Regions from separate parts of the Homo sapiens genome. Here region 2 is linked to region 1. Evidence: chromatin contacts called from ENCODE Hi-C or POLR2A ChIA-PET data. All regions are on one chromosome and are shown on one strand. Each heading gives the region's core, a stretch centred on a gene start or an enhancer-like site at or near the end of the contact. The rest is flanking DNA. Distances are from core to core; before and after follow the strand shown. Region 1 overlaps SAR1A (secretion associated Ras related GTPase 1A). Region 2 overlaps SGPL1 (sphingosine-1-phosphate lyase 1).

The links. A loop is a pair of places that touch in the nucleus more often than their neighbours do. ChIA-PET counts read pairs that join two places held with the same protein, here RNA polymerase II (POLR2A). Pooled maps may share reads with other maps.
Region 2: a pooled map shows a loop between it and region 1 (2.5-fold over the local background). The contact joins two enhancer-like sites. A Hi-C loop is called at or near these places in 3 of 50 pooled maps. POLR2A ChIA-PET finds 5 or more read pairs at or near these places in 2 of 52 experiments (Panc1 and endothelial cell of umbilical vein).

The regions. Positions count from the first base shown.
Region 1 is chr10:70,160,264-70,165,318 of GRCh38, reverse strand. It overlaps SAR1A (secretion associated Ras related GTPase 1A), which reads left to right. Exons shown (of 7, transcript NM_020150.5): 2 at 3,388-3,461; 3 at 3,581-3,700; 4 at 4,250-4,315. The coding sequence starts at 3,404. It also overlaps the pseudogene CALM2P2. Among named protein-coding and RNA genes, the nearest start is that of SAR1A, 7.7 kb to the left of the region's middle. RefSeq lists an enhancer at 849-928. Within about 2 kb of position 2,343, at least 2 of the 41 ENCODE cell types and tissues checked have a DNase peak (open chromatin) inside an H3K27ac peak, as active enhancers do.
Region 2 is chr10:70,830,383-70,835,437 of GRCh38, reverse strand. The region is part of intron 2 of SGPL1 (sphingosine-1-phosphate lyase 1); the gene reads right to left. Among named protein-coding and RNA genes, the nearest start is that of SGPL1, 17 kb to the right of the region's middle. Within about 2 kb of position 2,102, at least 6 of the 41 ENCODE cell types and tissues checked have a DNase peak (open chromatin) inside an H3K27ac peak, as active enhancers do.

The sequences.
Region 1 (5,055 bases), core at 1,094-3,593:
CTATGGCATTGATGGCTTTGTGAAATATATTTCTTTTTTTTTTTTTTTTTTTTTGAGACGGAGTCTCGCTCTGTCGCCCAGGCTGGAGTGCAGTGGCGGGATCTCGGCTCACTGCAAGCTCCGCCTCCCGGGTTCACGCCATTCTCCTGCCTCAGCCTCCCAAGTAGCTGGGACCACAGGCGCCCGCCACTACGCCCGGCTAATTTTTTGTATTTTTAGTAGAGACGGGGTTTCACCGTTTTAGCCGGGATGGTCTCGATCTCCTGACCTCGTGATCCGCCCGCCTCGGCCTCCCAAAGGAAATATATTTCTTAAATGAAAGACTGGCAAATCGAAAATACTCCTTGATCCATGGGAAGCAGAATGGATGTTGTTAGTAGACATTAAAACAACATTAACTTCTTTCTGCACCTCCATCAAAGCCCATGGGTGACCAGGTGCGTTGTCAATGAGCAGTAATATCTTCAAATCTTTTTTTCTGAGCAATAGGTCTTCACAGTGGGCTTAAAATACTTAGTAAACCATGCTGTAAACAGATGTGTGGTAGGCAGAGTAGATTTAGTATAATTCTTTTTTTAATTGTAATTTTTTTAATTGGAAAACAAATACACAACTTGGAATGGATTTGAGGCAAATTGTGCCATAAGCACATTTTCTTTAAGTGGCTAAACAAAGTTTAAAAAGCAAGTAACAGTAAAAGAAAATGTTTCTGGTACAGGACCAGCAGTACAGAAAAAACAGTGTGTGAGGTACCTGGGAGTACCTGGATAATACACCCATTCTGCAGTAGTGCAACTTTTAAGTACATATTGTTGGCTGTCCGTAGTCCACACAGAGTTACAACTCCATACTTCAACACCATGCTGACAGTTCCTAAAGAAAACTACTTTAAAAAAAGGCATAACCCGGATGTTCCCTTATTTGACCAACTCCACCTAAGTTTAGATGTGCAGAAGGGCTTAGATATATCCGGAGTAAGCCACAGGCAACATGTTACTTCATCAGTTTTCTAAAATAAGGTTTCAGGGCAATGACAGTAAGGGAAGAACACATGGAGGAATGAAGTCCTGATTACCATACATGCATATTTTTTTTTGACAGTAGGGAGAAGCCTTTTACAGATAAGTTACAAACAAAAGGCAAATAAACAGTTTTGTGCAAGAAATTTAACACATTCTGTACAAGGTCTTCATTATGCTGTCATCATTTGTACAAACTCATAGTTTACTTGACCATCACCATCAGGATCTGCTTCCCTGATCATTTAATCAACTTCTTCATCTGTTAACTTCACTCCAAGGTTTGTCATCACATGGTGAAGTTCTACACCACTAATATAGCCATTGCCATCCTTATCAAACACACAGAATGTTTCTCTAATTTCTTCTTCACTGTCTGTGTCTTTCATTTTTCTTGCCATCATTGTCAGAAATTCAGGGAAGTCAATTGTGCCATTACCATCAGCATCTACTTCATTAATCATGTCCTGTAACTCTGCTTCTGTGGGATTCTGCCTGAGACCTCATTACAGTTCCTAGTTTCTTTGTTGTTATAGTTCCATCACCATCTTTGTCAAATAGTGAAAAAACTTCTTTGAATTCTACAATCTGCTCCTCAGTCAGTTGGTCAGCCATGCTGCAAGTGCTACTGGTTTCCGAGACGCAACCACACAACCACTCTGCTCGCTCACTTGCTCCACTTGGACTGATTTAGTGTCATTCTTCAGGGCCCTAGGATTTTCAAAATGGTAAATGAGTATGGGTCCTAGGATTTTCAGAATGGTAAATGAGTATGGGTCCTAGGATTTTCAGAATGGTAAATGAATATTGGCCTCAACGTAAAGTCACCTTGCATTAGCCCATAACAAGAGAGTCAGCTTGCCCCTTGAAGCTTTGAAGCCAAGCAATGACATCTCCCCTCTAGCTATGAAAGTCCTAGATGGCTTTTCAAATAGAAGGCTGTTTTGCCTACATTGAAAATGTGTTGTTTAGTGTAGCCACCCACCTTCATCAGTTATCTTGCTGCAGCTTCTACATCAGCACTTGCTTTTTTACCTCGTGTTTTTATTTTATTATTATTTTTTATCAGCAATAAGGCTGTTTCATTTTCTTGACGTTCATGGGTTTGCTGGAGTAGCACTTTTAATTTTCTTCAAGAACTTTTCCTTTGCATTTGCAATTTGGGTAACTGTTGAGTGCAAGAGGCCTAGCTTCTGGCTTATCTCAGGTTTTGATGTGTCTTCGTCACTAAGCTTAATCATTTCTAACTTTTGCTTTCAAGGGAGAGACCTGTTACTTTCACTTGGAGAATAGGGAGGCTTGGGGTGGGGGCAGGACTGTGGAGGAAGTCAAGTTTGCTGTCTTCTATGGTTGTGGTTTGTGGCACAACAAAACAATTATACTAGTAATACCAAAGATCACTGATCATAGATCATGATGACAGATATAAGAATAATGAAAAAGTTTGAAATATTGTGTGAGAATTACCAAAATGTAACATAGAGACATGAAGGGAGCACATGCTGTTAGAAGATGGTACTGATACACTTACTCAACTCAGGGCTGCTTCCAACCTTCAATTTGTAAAAAAACCAGAAAACCTCAGGATCCACAAAGTATCATCAAATGAGGTATGCCTTTATATTTTTAACTCCTAGTTCTCTGAGTATCATAGATCAAAAACTATTAGGAAACAAGTTATTTTTGCACATATAAGGATTCTAGACTCTCCTCCAGATTGCAAAATCTGTGTCAAGAAAGAATATTAGTTTCTCTTTACTTTGCTTCCTCCCCTCCCCTTCCATCCCCTCCTCCCCTTCCCCTCCTCCCCTCCCCCTCCTCCCCTGCCCCGCCTCCCCTCCCCTCTCTTTTCTTTTCTTTTCCTTTCCTTTCCTTTCCCTTTCCCTTTCCCTTTCCCTTTCCTTTTCCCTTTCCCTTTCCCTTTCCCTTCCCTTTCCTTTCTCCTGTCCTGTCCTGTCTTTTTTATCAGAGTCTCCCTCTGTTGCCCAAGTGAGTGCAGTGGCACCGTCATGCCTCACTGCAGCCTCAAACCCCTGGGTTCAAGTAATTCTTCTGTCTCACCCTCCTGAGTAGCTGGGACTCTTGGTGTGTGTCATTATGTCCAGCTATTTTTTTAGTTATTTGTAGAGATTGAGTCCAGCTTTCTTGCCCAGGCCAGTTGTGAACTCCTGGGCTCAAGTGATCCGCCTGCCTTGGCTTTCCCAAATGCTGGGATTCCAGGTGTGAGCCACCATGCCTGGCCTGCTTTCTTATTCCCGAAAACAAGAGACTATAAATGTGCATCATGGCTAGGGAACAAGAGTTAACCTCTCCACAATTGTACTGTCATTCAGAAAGCTAATGTTTGCTACTTTCATATTTTATACAGGTAGTAAGCATTAATAATGTCTTTCATCTTTGAGTGGATCTACAATGGCTTCAGCAGTGTGCTCCAGTTCCTAGGTAAAGCCATTTCCTTGAAATACAGGTTTCAAAGTTTGTGCCTTTCCCTCAGTAATTTAACTACAAATAGGCTTTGGTCTGTAGAGAGCAAATGTGTTAACAATTTTTTTCTCTTTTAGGACTGTACAAGAAATCTGGAAAACTTGTATTCTTAGGTTTGGATAATGCAGGCAAAACCACTCTTCTTCACATGCTCAAAGATGACAGATTGGGCCAACATGTTCCAACACTACATCCGAGTAGGTTTGAAAATATCAGGTGACCTTTTGATCTTTAAAGGTCAGTGTTAGGCGTGGAGGATGAATCCCTAGTTGGTGGAGTTCTTTTATTAACTGAAGTCCCAAAAGCCAACTCATACGAGAAAGTTCCCTGTAAGACACACTCAGGTTATGTACTTTCAGATCTAAACCTCTGGAACTTTGTCATTATCTGTTGTCACTGGTCCTGTAAAGGGACACCTCTCCTATACCTACTTCTAAGAAGTGGAAAATAGCTTGGAAGAAAAGAAACCTTTGGCTTTTAGAATAGTTTAAGAACATTTCACCCTTGTATTCCTTTTCTTTGTTGGGAGTGGGGCGTTGCCTGGGCTGGTCTCAAAAATCCTGGGCTCAGATTATCCTCCTGCCCTCAGCCTCCTGAGTAGCTGGAACTACAGGCGGGTACCACCACACTCAACTTCTTGTATCTTTTTCTTTACAAGATGAAAGCATTGATATTGGCTTATAGTACTAGTAGTTGGGGGTTGTTGAGTTGACAAGTTTTTTTCTTCTTTTTAAACAATTTTTCAGCATCAGAAGAGCTAACAATTGCTGGAATGACCTTTACAACTTTTGATCTTGGTGGGCACGAGCAAGGTAAGTGATGACTCAGTGGAAAGCATGTTTATTGACTTATTTTTTTTGTGCCTCCCAGCTCCTTTTAAAAGCAGTGTGTCATTTTTACCTTTTAAATTACTTACATTTTAGAATTAGGATCTTATTACTTTAGTGAAGTTGTTTTATTCATTTATTTTTTTAAGTAATTTCAAACTTGTCAAAAGTTGCATTAAATAATACACAGAAGTCCCCTTCAATATTACCCTATTGAGCTGGGATAAAGTTAGCCATAATGTATAACTATTCATGAACTTTTAAGTATTTGCCTGATATAGCCAAACTCAACTCAAATCTTGACTGAAAATTTTTACAAAGCAGGACAGCATCTTGCCATTTTAATCTTTACTACATTTTTACTTATTAATGTAATTTACCTTGTAACTGGAAAATATGTTAAAAGATATATGTATTGCTTCAACAAGAGTAATTATTTCATCATTTTAACTAGGCTTGCCCTAAGCCAGTATATTTTCTTCTATACCTTTTGCTCAAATTTGTTAGTCTCCTCCTCCCTACATAATACATATTAATGCTTATTTTTTATGAACTGTTTGTGAGCATATCATGCCCCTTTACTCTTTAATACTTTAGTGCCTCTTCTTTATATAATACATATTAATGCTTGTTTTTAATGAAGTGTTGGTGAGCATATCATGCCCCTTTACTCTTTAATACTTTAGTGCCATTTTCTAAGAACAAAGATATTTCCTTGTATATAA
Region 2 (5,055 bases), core at 853-3,352, 670 kb before region 1:
TGTGCCACGTTTCCAGTGTGCCTCAACTCAGGGTATTTCTCAAGAGTCACTCAGGGCCAAACTGCATTAGCCTATTGCATTATGAGTTAATTTGTCCTAGAAGGAAAGAATTCAACTCTGGTTAGGGAGAACAACCAAATAATTTTAATATATGAACTCTCTATGGTACCAGGTGCTGATAAGAATACAAATTAGGAGGAGGATATAAGTCTTCTATCTCCTACACTGCCTAAAACAGCATCTTCAACACAGCAGGAACTCAACGTTTATTCAAATAAAGTAATTATGATATTGCCTATACTTTTGACAGTTTTGTTTTGCAAGATCCTAGGATGTTTCTGCCTCCTCTCTCCCACATCTCTCCTATTTAAGCTTAACAAGACACAGTGGCAGTGGGTTGAATCTGCAGAGGAGAATGGCTGGTTATCTGTAACTGGACTCTGCACACCGTGGCACTCTGCCTACAAGTTCACAAGGTTCATCACATCATAGGCCATCAGAGCTGAACCTGTCCTTCACAGATGAAGACATTGAGGCCTACAGGTCACAAAGCTCGGAAATAGCGGAGCCAGGACTCAAATCTTCTGGTTTAAAATGCATTGTTTTTTCCACTGCCTAGTTTTCCAGAGCCAAACTATCAGTGGCACAAATCAGGAGACCAACAGTTCTCAAAGTCCTGTCAGCTAGTTTACTCCAAGAGCCAAAGGAAAGGCTCTCATCTTCACTACGCTCCCAGTGAAGGCATACAGAACTTCCAGATGACCTAACGGCATCCTACAAGGGCTGAGCATTTTGGGGAAGTGAACTGCTATTGCATGGCCTTTTCGAACTGCAAACTTCATTCTTCTCTGAGCTAGAGACTTACACTCATACTACTTATTTGCTTACAAAAGAAAGACGGAAAGAAATTAGTTTGAAAAGTACTTCAGAAAAGTTGTCTTCAAAATCATAAAATGCTACTGTCTGAAGGAACCTTAGAGACCACCTATAGTCCAATCTCATTGCAGTGATGAAGAAACTGAGGCCACAGACTAATACCAAAATGTGCCTTCCCTGGTTTCAAACTAGAGGCACAGCCCCCAAGAGAATCTATCTTCTTCTTCAATATTCTTTCCATAAAGCCAGTGGGGGTACATCAATATCATCCAAGAAGCATGATTCCTGGAACGAATCATCTTCTTGGGTCAGAATACCCCACCCACAGGGTCAGAGTACAGAATGTGTATTTTGTAAACCTCCCTCCGGTGATTCTGACAGGCAACACTGCTTAAGAATCCATTCTCTTCCCCATCCTTTTCTTTTATTAAAAGATGACCCAGTAGCTGACTTAACATATTACTGACACCCAATCACCAAACTTAATGGCTACCCGGTATTCACGCAGCAGGGAAAAGACATCCACGAAGCTTTCCTGGGAAGTGTTAAAAGTCAGGGCCCAGTCACGTCACTCTACTAGATATCAATTCATTGTTCCTGCCTAATATTTATTCTTTGGCCAGATACTAATAAAAATCAAAATCTTCTACCCCACAATCCTGCAAAGAAGACAGAATTTGTTATTTGTTTTCCTGAACTATTCAACGCTCAATACTTTTTCCAGAAGGACCATAAATCTGAGCTTTACAGCAGGAATGGGCTGTTGAGGAAAAGAAAAATCTGTTCTACCCAGTTCAAATGTTACTCTAAGGACTAAGCCTCAGCCTAGGGAGTGAAGTTAAAATACAGAAGAGACTCAGTTAGTATATTTATTCTTATCAGCTTCTGCCCCCCCACCAAAAAAAGAAAAGCCAGAAAGCAAAGCTAATTTAATCTGATTTTCTTTCATATTACAGTCTACAGAACTTCAAAGTGCAAGGTAAACAGGTAAGAAAATACTATTGTCTTTATAGCCTCCAAAAGCATTAAAGTTTATCATCAAAAACACATCACAACCCCAAAGGGAAAATCCTCTTGGGTCATTAAAGAAGTAAGAACTGAGCAACAAAACCAGACAGCCATTCCAAGCAACCAGTAGTGACTGTGAGAAACGTTTGAGGAAACTGAATCATCATTTCTTAGGAGACAAAAAGCAAACCACATACTTCCCCCAAAATTCCACTATGTGAGTCAAGAGATCCAGTATCTGAGAAGTTCGTCTCAAAAAGCTTAAGAGTCTACATTTTCCCTTCTAGCCTGGCCTTGCCAGATATGTACACTTGGTACCATTCCCCAAGCACCAACTGCTATACACTTAGCATGGGAGTATTCAGGCAAAGCATCTTTCCATCCCTGAAATAACAAAACCATCTTGGCCACAGAAAGAACACACATATGAAATGTTCCCAAGTCATCAGAAGTGCACTCATGGAAAACCACAGCTTCTAAGTTCCTAAAAGCTGAACCCGAAACACTGCTAAATGGTCACTTTATTAATGTACTTGTGGTCAGGACAAGGCATCAAGTAAAGGGAGATGCTGATTCTGTTAAGTAACAATTCTGAGCACCTCTCTTCTGAAATACATATTTAAAAGTATCAGGAGCAGCTTATACTAGGAGAGAAGACTAAATGCATAAAACTGAATTCAATAAGCAGAGGAACACACTGAAGGACACAGAGATAAGAGCAATTACCAGTTTTGTAGGAAAATAGACTCCCAGCCTAAGGCAAGTAGGTAAGATATGGGGGGAAAAATATGCAAATTTGCACATGGAATGTTGCTAAGTTTGCTATGAACTCTCAGAGTCTGACAATAAATAGCTAAATGACTTACTGTGCACATGTATACAGGTTATATTTCAAAGCACAAATGAGTTTCATCATTCTCTAAAACTAGAAATGATAATTTCTTGGATAATAAGCAAGATCTAGTGGAAAAGATCCCGTATTTCTCACACAGAAAGAAGTCTTAACTTCTCTGAGCATATCACGATTGGGGAAGGGCAGAGGTTAGCTGACTTCTCCAGTCCCATACTTATCTTACTAACAGAATTCTCTATCTTTGTCTGGGAGTTAAGACACTTAGACTTTTCATAACCATTTGTGGAAATTCCTTCCCTACAACAGTCATGCTGCTATTAGAGATGAGGAATACTGAATATTTGCTGAGAAGTGTAACCTAACTAAAGCTATTTCTCTAGAGATTTCCAACACGTAAGCCTGCTCAAAAGAATAAGCAGGGACCTATCCCTAGGTCTCTGACTGACCTTCAACTATATAAACACCCTTTGGAAAGTGCATCTTCGAAATTACCAAGAACCTACTTTTAAAAGCTGAAGTAAGCAGCTGAGTAAATTTAATTTAAAATTAATACTTGGAAGAGTTTCAAACTTTGTGGTATCTATTGAAAGTGAGCAGGAAAGTGTGCTTCTGTGATGTTATACGTATATATTGGTTTGCATCCATGGTTCCTGGTTCATAACCCCCATAGCCCTTGTTATAGTCTTCTATTATAATGCTGGGGCACTTTGGGCCTCAGGAAACAGAATCTCTCTCAACCTTCTCCTGTCCTCTTTTACCTGCCTCAAAGCAAGACTCTAGTCCAACTGTGGGCCAAAAAACCCTCATTCCTGGGAGGGTTGTGCCCCATATTCTGGAGGAAGGAAGGCTGCACAGAAAGGCCAGCGACAACCTGAACAGACAGGCCTTGCTGGGTTTCCGGTCAGTCTATTAGTATGAGATCATGCCTCCTGTGTCCAGTCACATTTCTACATGGTTGTCAATCATGCCTATGTAACTAAGCCTCCATAAAAACCCAAAAGGACAGGGTTCAGAGAGCCTCTGGATAGCTGAACACATGGAGGTTCCTGGAGGGTGGTGCACCCAGGGAGGCATGGAGGCTCCACACCCCTTCCCCTATACCTTGCCCCATGCATCTCTTCATTTGTAACCTTTGCAGTATCCCTTAAAATAAACCTGTAAACCTAAGTAAATGTTTCCCTGAGTTCTGTGAGCTGTTCCAGCAAATTAATCCAATCCAAGAGGAGGTCATGGGAACCTCACCTTGAAGACAGTCAGTCAGACATTTTGAAGGACCAGACTTGTGACAGGTTGGGGTTGGGGGAGACAGGTATGGGTTGGGACTGAGCCCTCAACCCATAGATCTGATGCTATCTCCAGGTAGACAGTGTCAGAATTGAATTAGGCGACACCCAGTGATGTCTGCTTCTTGGAGTGTGGGGAAAAAAATCCCACACGTTTGGTCACGGAAGTCTTCGGTGTTGATTGTTGTGGTGTGAGAGTAGAGGAGAGAGTTTTTCCCTACGGCTTCCAATGAAAAATTATGCATTATCTGGGACGCCCCTCCGGGTTACCAGATTCTGATTATGAGGAGGCTGTTTACGGCTCTGAAAGTTGTAGATAACTGATAGCAGTGCAAAGTAATCTAGATCCCTAAATATGCAAATTCTGCCGTCAGGTGAAGTTTCACCTGACTTTCCTACCCCTATGACAGAGAGTTGTTTTGCCTCCATTTGCACATTCATTTGATATTCCTGATCCATAAATGAGCAGCTTTTTGGACCTCTCCTTTGAACCAGTTATAACATCTGCCTGGTTTCCTCTTTTGGAGTAAAATAAAATCTTCAACATATGTTCATTTTATATCTGTATAAGAGTCAGGATATTACTTTCGAAAATTATCTTTTAACAAAAGCTAGAGATCTTTGCTGTTCCAGACTCCTCCGACGCCCAGAAAATGCTTGTGAACATAAAATCTTATATAATTACAAAGAATTCAGGACATCCTAAAGGCCAGTCATAAAGGTCCATATTCCCCAGTTAATAACTTCTGTTCTACAATAAAGCATAGAAATAGCCTCGATATTACAAAAGGTCCTATATAAGTAAAGTAAGCCCAAGATCCTGTGTCTCCTGTAGGTGAGAACAAGAGACATTGTTAGATATATCCATTACTTAAAATTCTGTAGGAAAAGCCCTGTAACTGCAATAAAAAGGAGTGCAGTTCTGATCCATGCTACAACATGGATGAACCTTGAAACCATTAAACGAATGGTTAATCAGGAAGTCAATCAGGAAAGACCACATATTTACTGTATGATTGTATTTATATGAAGTGT